2 separate regions of the Mus musculus genome follow, and region 2 is linked to region 1. The links are chromatin contacts, found by Hi-C or POLR2A ChIA-PET in ENCODE. All regions are on one chromosome and are shown on one strand. Each heading gives the region's core, a stretch centred on a gene start or an enhancer-like site at or near the end of the contact. The rest is flanking DNA. Distances are from core to core; before and after follow the strand shown. Region 1 holds the start of Tmem184b (transmembrane protein 184b). Region 2 has its middle 6.0 kb from the start of Gm41359.

Region 1 (5,001 bases), core at 150-2,649:
GAAAACAATCGATACGTGTTAGAAATGAACTTTTATTAGGAGAACAGGGCACAGTGAGATGTTGACTATGGACTGCAGGTGAGGGGCTCAGCAATCTTACTCTGGGAAGGAGGTATTTGTCTCAGAACAATCCTGCTTCAGCTTCCCTAGTAAAGCCAGCCAAGCAAGACTTTGAAGACATGTCTGGGGAAACTGTAGCCCCAGCAGAGGGGACAGCAGGTGCAAAGGCATGGAAGCTGAATGCTTGTACTTGGTTGTAGGGAAAGCAAGAGGTCAGTGTTCAGGAAAAGGAGATGAGGCCAGGCATGCCTGCGGAGGGTGATGCTGGATCAAGGCTGTGCAGAGATCTGCAGATGTTGGCTTCATTTGGAATGGCATGAGGAACTAATTAAGGGTTTTGAGCAAAGTGCCATATAGTTCATCTTGGGTGGGTTCGTTTGTTTGTTTACTTTGGTGCAAAGAATTATATTGAGGGTCTGGTGAATGGTAAGCAAGCATTCCTCCAACGATTTGGATTTTTAAAGGAATCCCTGATTCTCACATTGGCACAGACCCGCCGAGGACAAGGTTGGAAAATCGGGCTAAGTAGATGCTCACAGTACCTGGGCAGAGCCTGGACATGACAGCAGTTCAGTAGTGTGGAGGTCAGAGTCTAGGGATACAGGATGTCTTGCCCAAGCTGATGGGACGAGGGGGAGAGGGAGGGCAGCACTCAAGGATAATACTAGACTTTCTGGCTTGAAGACTGGAAGCAGGGATTGGGGAATGCTGTGAAGAAGAAATGTGTGTGGAGGGGAAAGCAGCTGAGCCCGCTAAGTAAGAGGCGTCGGTAGACATTTGGAGCTGGAGATAAAAATAAACTTGGTTGCATATTACACATTTCAGTCATCTGGGTAAGACGAGGACCTCACAAATCAAAGTGGGGTAGGGGCTGGAATGACTCCTCTAGAATCGGTTCGTTAGGCTGCTAGGAATGAGGTGGGGCAGCTCCACTAGAGCAGTTTCATTTTGCATAACTATACAAAACGTTCCGTGGAAGTCCGTTCCACAGTCTCACACTCACCCTCCCTGTCTCAAACGTCAACTAGATTTCGTTTCACCTTCAGCGTTGGCATATACAAGGCTTTCAGAGAATTGAAACTCAAGCTAGCTCGCGAGTGTCCGGGACAGTCTGTATCCCGCGGGTCAGACTGTGCATCCCAGGACTGTGGTGGGTGGGACTGGACTAGGAAACCTGGGCCCTGGGTCTCTCGCGGTGCGTTTGCGAGTTGCAAGAGGACCTCACCATTCTCCTGACCCGAGATTGCGCGTGGTGCTTCGCAGCGCGCGGCCCCTTTAAGGCTCGGCGAGTGACCTCAGCGGCGCGCTCCGGCCCCGCCCCCGCCAGCGGCGTTCCTAGTGCGCAGGCGCGGCGCGGCGGTACCCGGCGGGGCTCGGGACGCGCCAGCGGCGGCCGAGATACCGGGCTGCGGCGCCGCCTGCTCCGCCTGCAGTCTCCAGCGCCATGGGCTCCTGAGGTACCCGGGCGGCGGATGCACGGGATGAACGGGGACCGGGCGGGGGCTGCACCTTGGGGAGAACTCCACTCTGGGGACTTCCCGCGGGGAGGCAGGGACTCGGAGGCCCCCAAGCGGCCCGTGGGTGTGCCCGCTTCGCCAGCGTGGCGGGGCCCTGAGTGTAACCGGACCTGCTCGTGGGGGAGTCGGGGTGGGCGGCGCGGGGCCCAGCCTCTTACCGATGGGACTGTGCGCACCGCGGTGGGTGTGCTGCAGCCTGGCACGACCGAACGGGGCGGGGAGACGTCGGTCCTCAGTGCAGTGGCTTTGACCTGGCCCGGTGGTCGGCCCTTGAGACGGTACATGCGTAAATGGGGGTGTGCGCGCGCTTTGCACACAGGTCAGTAGATTTGAAGGGGGATAGGGATCTGGGGCTCCCAGGATGCTGGGTGTTCAAAGGAACCCTAGAGATTGGTTTGGGTGTGTGGTGCCTGTTTGCCTGGGCACGCCCTTGGACACCTTGCTTGGATGCTTAGCTTGGGGCTAAGGAGCTCCAGGCAGTGGCAAAGCTAGGGAGTCTGGGGAACGGGCTCGGATTTTTAGTTTGTATCCTTTCTTGGAGGACTGTATGAGGCGGGACATCTCATCCCTCCCTCCTTGGAGGCCTTGGTGGGGCAAAGCAGGTGTCTGCCTGCCTGATACCTGGGTGTGAGGTGAAGGTCTATGTATTATTCATCTGGCTGCCAGGTGCTTTATGTAAGGAGAGAAGTAGCAATCTGTGCCCTGGAGGCAAGTGCTGCAGACTCAGCCAACACACACACACACACACACACACACACACACCCCACCAGCATCAGCAGCAGGGGGAGGTGCAGGTCTCCACGGTCTGGCTTTTTTGACAGGCTGTTTGCAGCATCCCTCTTCGTGTCAACAAGTTTGGTGGGCCCTTGGGCTCGGCACATCTGAGTATCTTGAGAGTTCTGTGCAGGGCCGGAGTTGGAACCCTTGGGTGTGGGAGCCCCAGAAGCTAGACTGGTGCTCACCCCGCACACAGATGTGAGGATCGAGGCATCGAAGAGCTCTCAGGTGCTTGGGGCAGAATCAGAATTGGAAAGAATCACAGGGATTCCAGAAACAGAAGACAAAAGACTGAGGAGTATGGAGGTGGATTCAGTGCTGGGGGGTGGGGGGTGGGGGGGATGGACAAGCCAGCAAAAAAAAAAAAAAAAAAAAAAAAAAAGGAAAAAGAAAAAAAAAGGCTTCAGTACAAAGGGACAGTCGAGCCAAAGCTGGGTGACTAACATTCCTCAGAGACTTCTTGCTTTCCATGTGTATTTTCCCAGTTTGTTCTCAGGGCAGCTGTGCCAATAATGTATCGGGCATAGATGTGGGTTAGGAAACTGAGGCAGCAGGTCAAGGCGGGTGGGGTGGGACGGGATGGGGATTAAGTGACTCCCTTGTCAGTGTGGGACTAGTAGGCTCTGGTAGCATCCTTCATCCCTGGGTCTTGCCCAAGTTGCCTTGTAACTTACTGAGCATCTACTATGCGCCCGGCTGAGGGCTGTCTCCCGGCCCTGCTGGCTCACTGCTCTCCCTGATGTCCCTGGAGTAGAACACAGAGGAACAGGATCTAATACCTTCTTCTAGAGGCTCCCAGTCTGCTGCGGAGGTGGACATAGATAGCGACCCCACTGGCCAGTGTGGGTGGTGGGGCTCTAAATACTCCCCTAAGAGCCATAGGTGACCTGGGCGTCCTTGTGTAATCCTGGGGGATGCCTTGTAGATTGCTCCCAGGGTGGTGGGGTTGGACTAGGGAGGAGAGAAGAGCTTCCGGGTGGGAGGGGATCAGTGGGCAGCTTGTCCTAGTTCTGTGGACCAGGCCTGTCGGCTGGCTGCTCTCTCCCATTTTTTCCCCTCTTTTGGTCCTGTGCACTGGATCGGGACCTCAGGCACTCTGGGCAGGCAGTGTGCTGCTGAGCCGTGTCCTCGGCCCTCCAGGACTCCCTGCCTTTGAGGCTTTGCTTCTGTTTGCCAGCTGGCCTGCCCAGGCCTCTCCCCAAGAGGGGCTCGGTGCTATTTCCAGTCCCGCTGTGCTCATTTCTCTCCATGTGCTCCCTGGAGTAGAAGCTGCTAGGCAAGGCAGGGCCCAGGCCTTTCTTGTTTTGAAAGTAAGTAGCAGCAGCGAATGAGACTGGGGATTTGATGTGAGTGTTGGGAAGCCTGGAGCTAGGCCCTCAGAGCTCAATGTGGGGTCTGCCCCAGGACCTTGGCTGAGGTCTTTTTGGGGGCAGCAGGTGCTTGCTGAATACCTCCTGTGTGCCATGAATTTGCTGGCCATCAGGGAAGAGAGGCCAGAGACCTGGGTTGTCCCCTGTGAAAGGCTGTGGTTGGCTGAGGTAGCCCAGCACGTGACTAATACATTTGAGACAGTGTTCTACTTGGGGTAGGGAGAGAGGGCTCTGAAGGGGCCCAGAGGACAGTAGGAAAAACAGCTCCCCTGGTAAGTTTCTTGAGCACTTACCATGTGTCAGGCACAGTTCAAAGTGCTTTCATGAGTTCCCATCCTATCCTCCACTATCCGGTGAGGTGGGGCTGCCACCTTCCCCATCACAGGTCAGTTGGTTCAATCTCCAGGCTTTTCCACTCTGACCTTCGGTATGCTCAGTGCCTTCCTGGTCCTGGAGTTAGAGATGGAGCATGGAGGAGGAGAGGAGGGTAGCAGGGGCCCCAAGCAGATGTGGAGGCCTGTCATGTCTCCCTCTCGGAGGGTTTTGGTGTGATCCCGGTGTGGTCAACAGAAAGCCTTTGAATGTTTGAGAGGAAGTGACACACACACCCTGTGTTGTGAGGCTGTATCATCACCCTGCATCTTGCTTCCTTCATTCTGGCATGTAACTCCAAGATGACCTGCCTCCTTCCTGTTTGCTGCCCCTTTGGTCCCTGGTGTCTCTTTAGTCTCTGCTCTGTTTTTCTTTTGCATATTCGGGGCTGAAGGTTACTGTGCCCCAGGCCCTGCTTTCCTGCTGGTCTCTTCTGCTCTCTGTCATTTGGCCCCACTGAACTGAAACTTCTTTGTTCTGTTTTTGTTTGTTTGTTTGTTTTTTAATTGGAGACAAGGTCTCATGTATTCCCGGCAGAACTTGAATCCACTATGTGGCTGAGGGTGACCTTGAACTTCTGACCCTCCTGCCTTTACCTCCCAATGCCTAGGATTATATAGGTAAAGTGCCCAGTTTATATGGTGCTACCACGCCAGGGTGGAATGTCAGCGGCTGAGCCAGCCCTGAACTTGTTTTCTTAAGGATTGAACCCCTGATTGTCCCAGGTCTCCTGGGCTCTTAGCTTCTCTTGTTACCTTGGGAGGTATGGTCAGTCACCCACTGTCCATGTTCTATGAACGCGGTTAGAAGGACCCAGTAGCTGGTAGTGGAGCCAGGCAAGCTGGATGCAGCCGCCTCATCTTCCTTTGAGCTCCACGAAGACTTCTTGCTCTACTTTGCCAGGT
Region 2 (5,293 bases), core at 2,470-4,969, 67 kb before region 1:
CAGACAAGGAGAGGAGGCGGCAATGAATTGCCCTGCTTTGTTTGGAGAAAGATCAAAAGAATTGTCATTATCATGATGTCAGATGAACTAGACTTCAAGGCAAAGGCATTTTTAGAATACATTAAGGAAGACAACACCAGGAAGATATAACAATTCTAAACTCTTACACACTTCCTAACATTAGCATGGGGACGGGGAGATGGCCCAGGGCTGAAGACTGTGCGCACCCTCTTTGTAGAAGACTGGTGTGCAGTTTCCAGCATTCACGTTGGACAGCTCACGGGTACCTTTAACAGTCAAGGGATCTGACGCCCCCTTTTGGCCTCTATGGAAACTGCATACATGACATTAAAAGTAAAATCTCATATATATATATATATATATATAAACAAGGCGACATAAACAAACCCAGCACAAATTACAGATTTTCATTACAGCCTTTCAGTGACTGACAGATGAAAAATATGAAAAAAAATCACTAAGGATATAGAAGATATCAACAAACCAGAAACTCATTAGTAATCAGGGAAATGCAAATCAGGGCCACAGTGAGTTAGAATCTTACTCCCACTAGCTTGGCAGGAATCATGAAGTTGAGGAGCGCCAGATTTGGTGAGGATGTAGAACCTCGGGGATGCTCCTCCACTCTGGGCGGGAGTGTAGGCTGCTTCATCCTCCCTTGGAAAATAGTTCAGTCTTGCCTAATAAAGTTGAACATGTTGCACGCATGCTAATTTAGCAACTCTCGTCGCAAATTTATTATTTAGGGAAATATATTCTATGGTCCATCTGTAAGGAAAAAGTCACAGGAGGGGGGAGGGGGGAGGAGGCACTTCTGCAGAGGGCCTCAGGGGTGTGCTCACAAGATTGGAATTTCAGGAGCCATGGGCACATAGGTGAGTATCTTTATTCTTTTTTATATTTTATTTTATTTTATTTTATTTTATTTTATTTTATTTTATTTTATTTTGAGACAGGGTTTTTCTGTATAGCCCTGGCTGTCCTGGAACTCACTTTGTAGACCAGGCTGGCCTCGAACTCAGAAATCCGCCTGCATCTGCCTCCCAAGTGCTGAGATTAAAGGCGTGCACCACCACACCTGGCTTTCTTTTTCTTTTTCTTAAAAAAATTACTTTTATTATATTGTTTTTTATGTATATGGGGGTGGGTAACGTGCACATGTATGCAGTACCCACAGAGGCCAGAAGAGGGCATCAGATAGCCCTGGGCTGGAATCACAGGCAGTTGTGAGCTGCCTGCTGTGGGTGCTGGGAACTGAGCCTGGGTTCTATGAAAGAGACACGTGGTCTTAGTGCTGAGCAGTCTCTCCAGTCCCTGCATTTTCTTCATGTGTCTTTGCATGTATATCTTATTATAAAATGCTGTGTTTATATATACTTGTATACATCACATGTATATAAACATGCAAATATGGTGTGGTAGGAGACCCAGGACTGAACAGTGGTTCATCCTAGAGAGTGTGGCTGGGGGAGAATGGGGAAGAGAAGGGAGTCTATTTTTCCCCCCAGCTATTTCAGGGCTGGAATATTTTTACTTAAGTGTGAATGACTTGGTAATTTTAGACCTAATTAAATCAAGTAGAGCAAAACAAATCCAAATGACATTGACTCGGGGCTGGAAATGCAGCTCGGTGGTAGACTGCTTGCTTCACATACACAAGGCCTTAGGTTCAATTCCAGCAGTCCAAAACACACGAGCCAAATGAGTAAGACGGGGTGAGGGTGGGGGTAGCTGCTGGGAGATGGCTCAGTCAGCAAAGGACCTGGCAGGCAAGCAAAGGACCTGAGTTCAGATCCTACAACACATATAAAGACGTTGGCAAGTCCGTAACCCCAAAGCTGGGATGAAGCAGAAACAGTGTCCGAAGCTCAGACTGAGAGACCCTGTCTCAACAAAAACATCAAAACTAAAGCAAGAAGGCAGTTGAGGGAAAATAGCTGGTGTTGGTCTTCATATATGTGTGTGTGTGTGTGTGTGTGTGTGTGTGTGTGTGTGTGTGTGTGTGCATGTGTGCATGTGCACATGTACACACACGCACTCGCTCACACACACACAAACAGGCACACATGTACACGTGCAAACACTCATGCACACACACACACATATTCACACACACATGCAAAGACACACACAAACACACACACACACACACACCATATACCGCATGCATAAATCAATAAAAAAATCATAATTAAAACAAGATGGCTCAGCAGGTAAAAAACATCTGGTGCCATGTCTGACAATGTGAGTTTGATTCCAAGCAGATTGTATGGTGGAAGGAAAGAACTGAACCCCAAAGATTGTCTTCTGACCTGTGACACACGTGAGCACCCCAAAGGGAAATAAGTTGATTCTAGAAAAAAGACGAACAGAATGAGGGGTGCCGTCAGAACCCAGTTTCTGGAGATGGCTAAAGTGACCATCACAAGCCTGCTTTCGGATCCTCCAGAATGAAGCTAATGTGCCCTGGCCTCATCGGTCCCTACCAGCCAAGGTGGATGACGTGAGCAAACGCAGCAAGGTGGGAGGAGCGTTCAGGCAGTTCAAAGGAGGGCTAAAGACACTTGGCTGGGGGCAGGAGAGGCTTCAGAGAAGGTGATATCTGTGCTGGGCCTTAGGGAGCCAGGAGGATGTAGAATGCAGATGACATTGCACTGGGATCTTTAGGGTGAGGGGAGTTTGTCCAGAGCAGCCAGGTCTTGGGGAGGAGAGAAGAGGGAAGTGTTCCTTAGGGTGGCAGAAGTATGGATAAAGGATAATACAGGCTTTATTTGGAACTAGGGAAGTCATGCAAATATATGCAAAAATCATGCAAATGAGCCTGGCTGAATGGCCGGTAGGAAGAGGACCCAGCTGGTGATTTTGTTCCTCAAGTGTAGTCCAGAGCCACCTGTGACAAGCATCACCTGGAGAGCCCAATCCTGGTTGCCTGCCACCCCCAGACCTGCTGGGGCTGCAGCCCGTGTTTAAGGGAGCTCGCCAGGTGAGTGTTTATTTCCGCATCCATTTATTAAACATGCACATGGAAATGCATTATAATTATAACACATTAGGATCTACGCACATTACAATATATAATATAAACATTCAAACAGAAAAGCAAGCCTTCCTCCTCTGCATTCTCCGCCCCCGGGCCTCAGAGGCAACAACCAGTCCCAGTTCCAGAAGGTGTGTCCTTCTGGAAGCCGCTCTGCAGGCTCCCACGGAATCCAGCCTCTGGTCCCCGAAACCCACAGCTTCTCAGGAGTGTTAGAGCGAAGCCTCTGTGTCACTCTGAAGCCAAACTGTTACTCATTTGTGTCTTTGACCATTCATTCAGAATTTCTCAGGGGCTTGCGGACTGGCACACTTTTCTTGGGCAAGAAAGCTAGGGGTCCTGTTCCCGGGGAGTCCAGGTGGAGAGGGAGCCAAGTGAATACTTGCATAGGTAATGCCTGCTGATGGTTATAGCCCTGCAGCCCAGGTGCCCCAGCTCGGCTCGGCTGGGCTCGGCTGGGCTCGGCTCGGCTCAGCTCGGTTCGGTTCGGTTCGGTTCGGCTGGGCTAGGCTCTCACTCCACCTCCGGGAGTGTGGAGGTTTGAATGAGATGTCTCTTGTGGTCTCCAGCATTTGATACTTAGTTTCCAGTCGGTGCTGCTGTTAGGGGAGGCTTAGGAGGCGTGGCCATGTCAGAGGACGTCCTACATCACTTCCTGACTTTGAGAGTTTAAAAGACCCGCTACAGTGCCTAGTTTGCTCTCTGCTTGTTCAAGATGTGAGCGCCTAGCTTTCTGCTCCAGCCATGATGCCTGCCTGCTGCTGAGGTCCCACAGGTGACGGTGATGGTCTTTTCTCCTGCTGGACTCCTGGGCCCAGATACACCCTTCCTTCTCTAAGGTGTCTTTGGTCTCAGTCATGGTGTTTTATCGCAGCAAAAGAAGCAGAATTAATAAGATGGATAGTATCCCTATCTCCCGGGTCAGTTCTGCTGCGGGGCAAGATCTGCAGTCCACTACTGCAGAGTAGACTCTGCCGTCAGTCAATGCTCATTTCCTTCTTCAAGAGAAACAAGCCTTGGCTTCGGGCAGCGGCCATGGGGGTAGGGTGGGGTGGTGAGTTTGGCTCCAGTCAAAATGGAAAGAGAGAGGGAAGTTTCCTGACCATATGCCACTGAGTCGGGGATTCCCATGCTTTAAAGAGTCTAATCTGGGGCCTGGAGTGATGGCTCAGCAGTTAAGAGCACTGACTGCTGCTCTTCCAGAGGTTCTGAGTTCAAATCCCAGCAACCATATGGTGGCTCACAACCATCTGTAATGGAATCTGATGCCCTCTTCTGGTGTGCCTGAAGACAACTACAGTGTACTCATATAAATAAAAATAAATAAATCTCGGAGGAGGAGGAGGAGGAGGAGGAGGAGGAGGAGGAGGAGAAGGAGGAGGAGGAGGAGAAGGAGAAGGAGAAGGAGAAGGAGAAGGAGAAGGAGAAGGAGAAGGAGAAGGAGAAGGAGAAGGAGAAGGAGAAGGAGAAGGAGAAGGAGAAGGAGAAGGAGAAGGAGAAGAAGAAGAAGTGCTTATGCTGGGGACAGCTCTGTTCCCAAGACCCCTTCAGGTCTCTCATAACCACCCATAACTCCAATCCGACGCCCTCTTGTGGCCTCCGAGAGTATTTGCTTTCACGTGCACATATATACGATTAAAAACAAATAACTCTTTCAATAAAAGTCTAATTTTCCTGAACCAGGGCAAGACTACAGCTTGGTTTATAGAGTGTTTGTCCAGCACACCAGAAGCCAGATGAAGCAGTGCATACTTACAGTTGCTATGCTTAGAAGGGGTACCTGGAGGCACCAAGGTTCAAGGTCATTCTCTACTATATAAAAGGTTGTGATCAGCCTTCAACACATGAAATCCTGTCTCTAGAAGCAGGGCGTGGGGAGGAGGCTGGAGAGGTGGCTGGACTTACTGTTCTTGCACAGAACAAGAGTAGAGTTTGGTTCCAAGTGCCCATGTCAGGCAGTTCACAACTGCCAGTCACTGCAGCTCCAGGATGCCTGGTGCCATCTTCTGGCCTTGTGGGTACCTGCACACATGTGTGCATAACGCATGCATACACACAGACATAAATAACATAAATAAAATATCTTTTAAAAAATAAAAGCCTACTGCCAGATGTAATGGTGTGTGTCTTCAATCTCAGGAGTCAGGGGGCAGAGGAAGAGGGAGAGGCAGAGGCAGGCAGATCTCTGTGAGTTCAAGGCCAGCCTGGTTTACATGGTGTCTTAGTTAGGGTTTT

What was found. Hi-C counts contacts between places; a loop is a spot of excess contacts on that map. ChIA-PET counts read pairs that join two places held with the same protein, here RNA polymerase II (POLR2A).
Region 2: a loop to region 1 is called in a map of left cerebral cortex, with 2.4 times the contacts of the local background. The contact joins the enhancer-like site here to the promoter of Tmem184b in region 1. A Hi-C loop is called at or near these places in 21 of 37 maps with a recorded cell type or tissue (Patski, T-helper 17 cell, adrenal gland and 5 more). POLR2A ChIA-PET finds 5 or more read pairs at or near these places in 3 of 5 experiments (Patski and embryonic stem cell).

The regions. Positions count from the first base shown.
Region 1 is chr15:79,399,701-79,404,701 of GRCm38, reverse strand. It overlaps Tmem184b (transmembrane protein 184b), which reads left to right and starts at 1,399. Exons shown (of 9, transcript NM_172608.1): 1 at 1,399-1,517.
Region 2 is chr15:79,469,154-79,474,446 of GRCm38, reverse strand. No RefSeq gene overlaps it. Among named protein-coding and RNA genes, the nearest start is that of Gm41359, 6.0 kb to the right of the region's middle. Within about 2 kb of position 3,719, at least 1 of the 3 ENCODE cell types and tissues checked has a DNase peak (open chromatin) inside an H3K27ac peak, as active enhancers do; it is heart, where a contact is called at or near this core.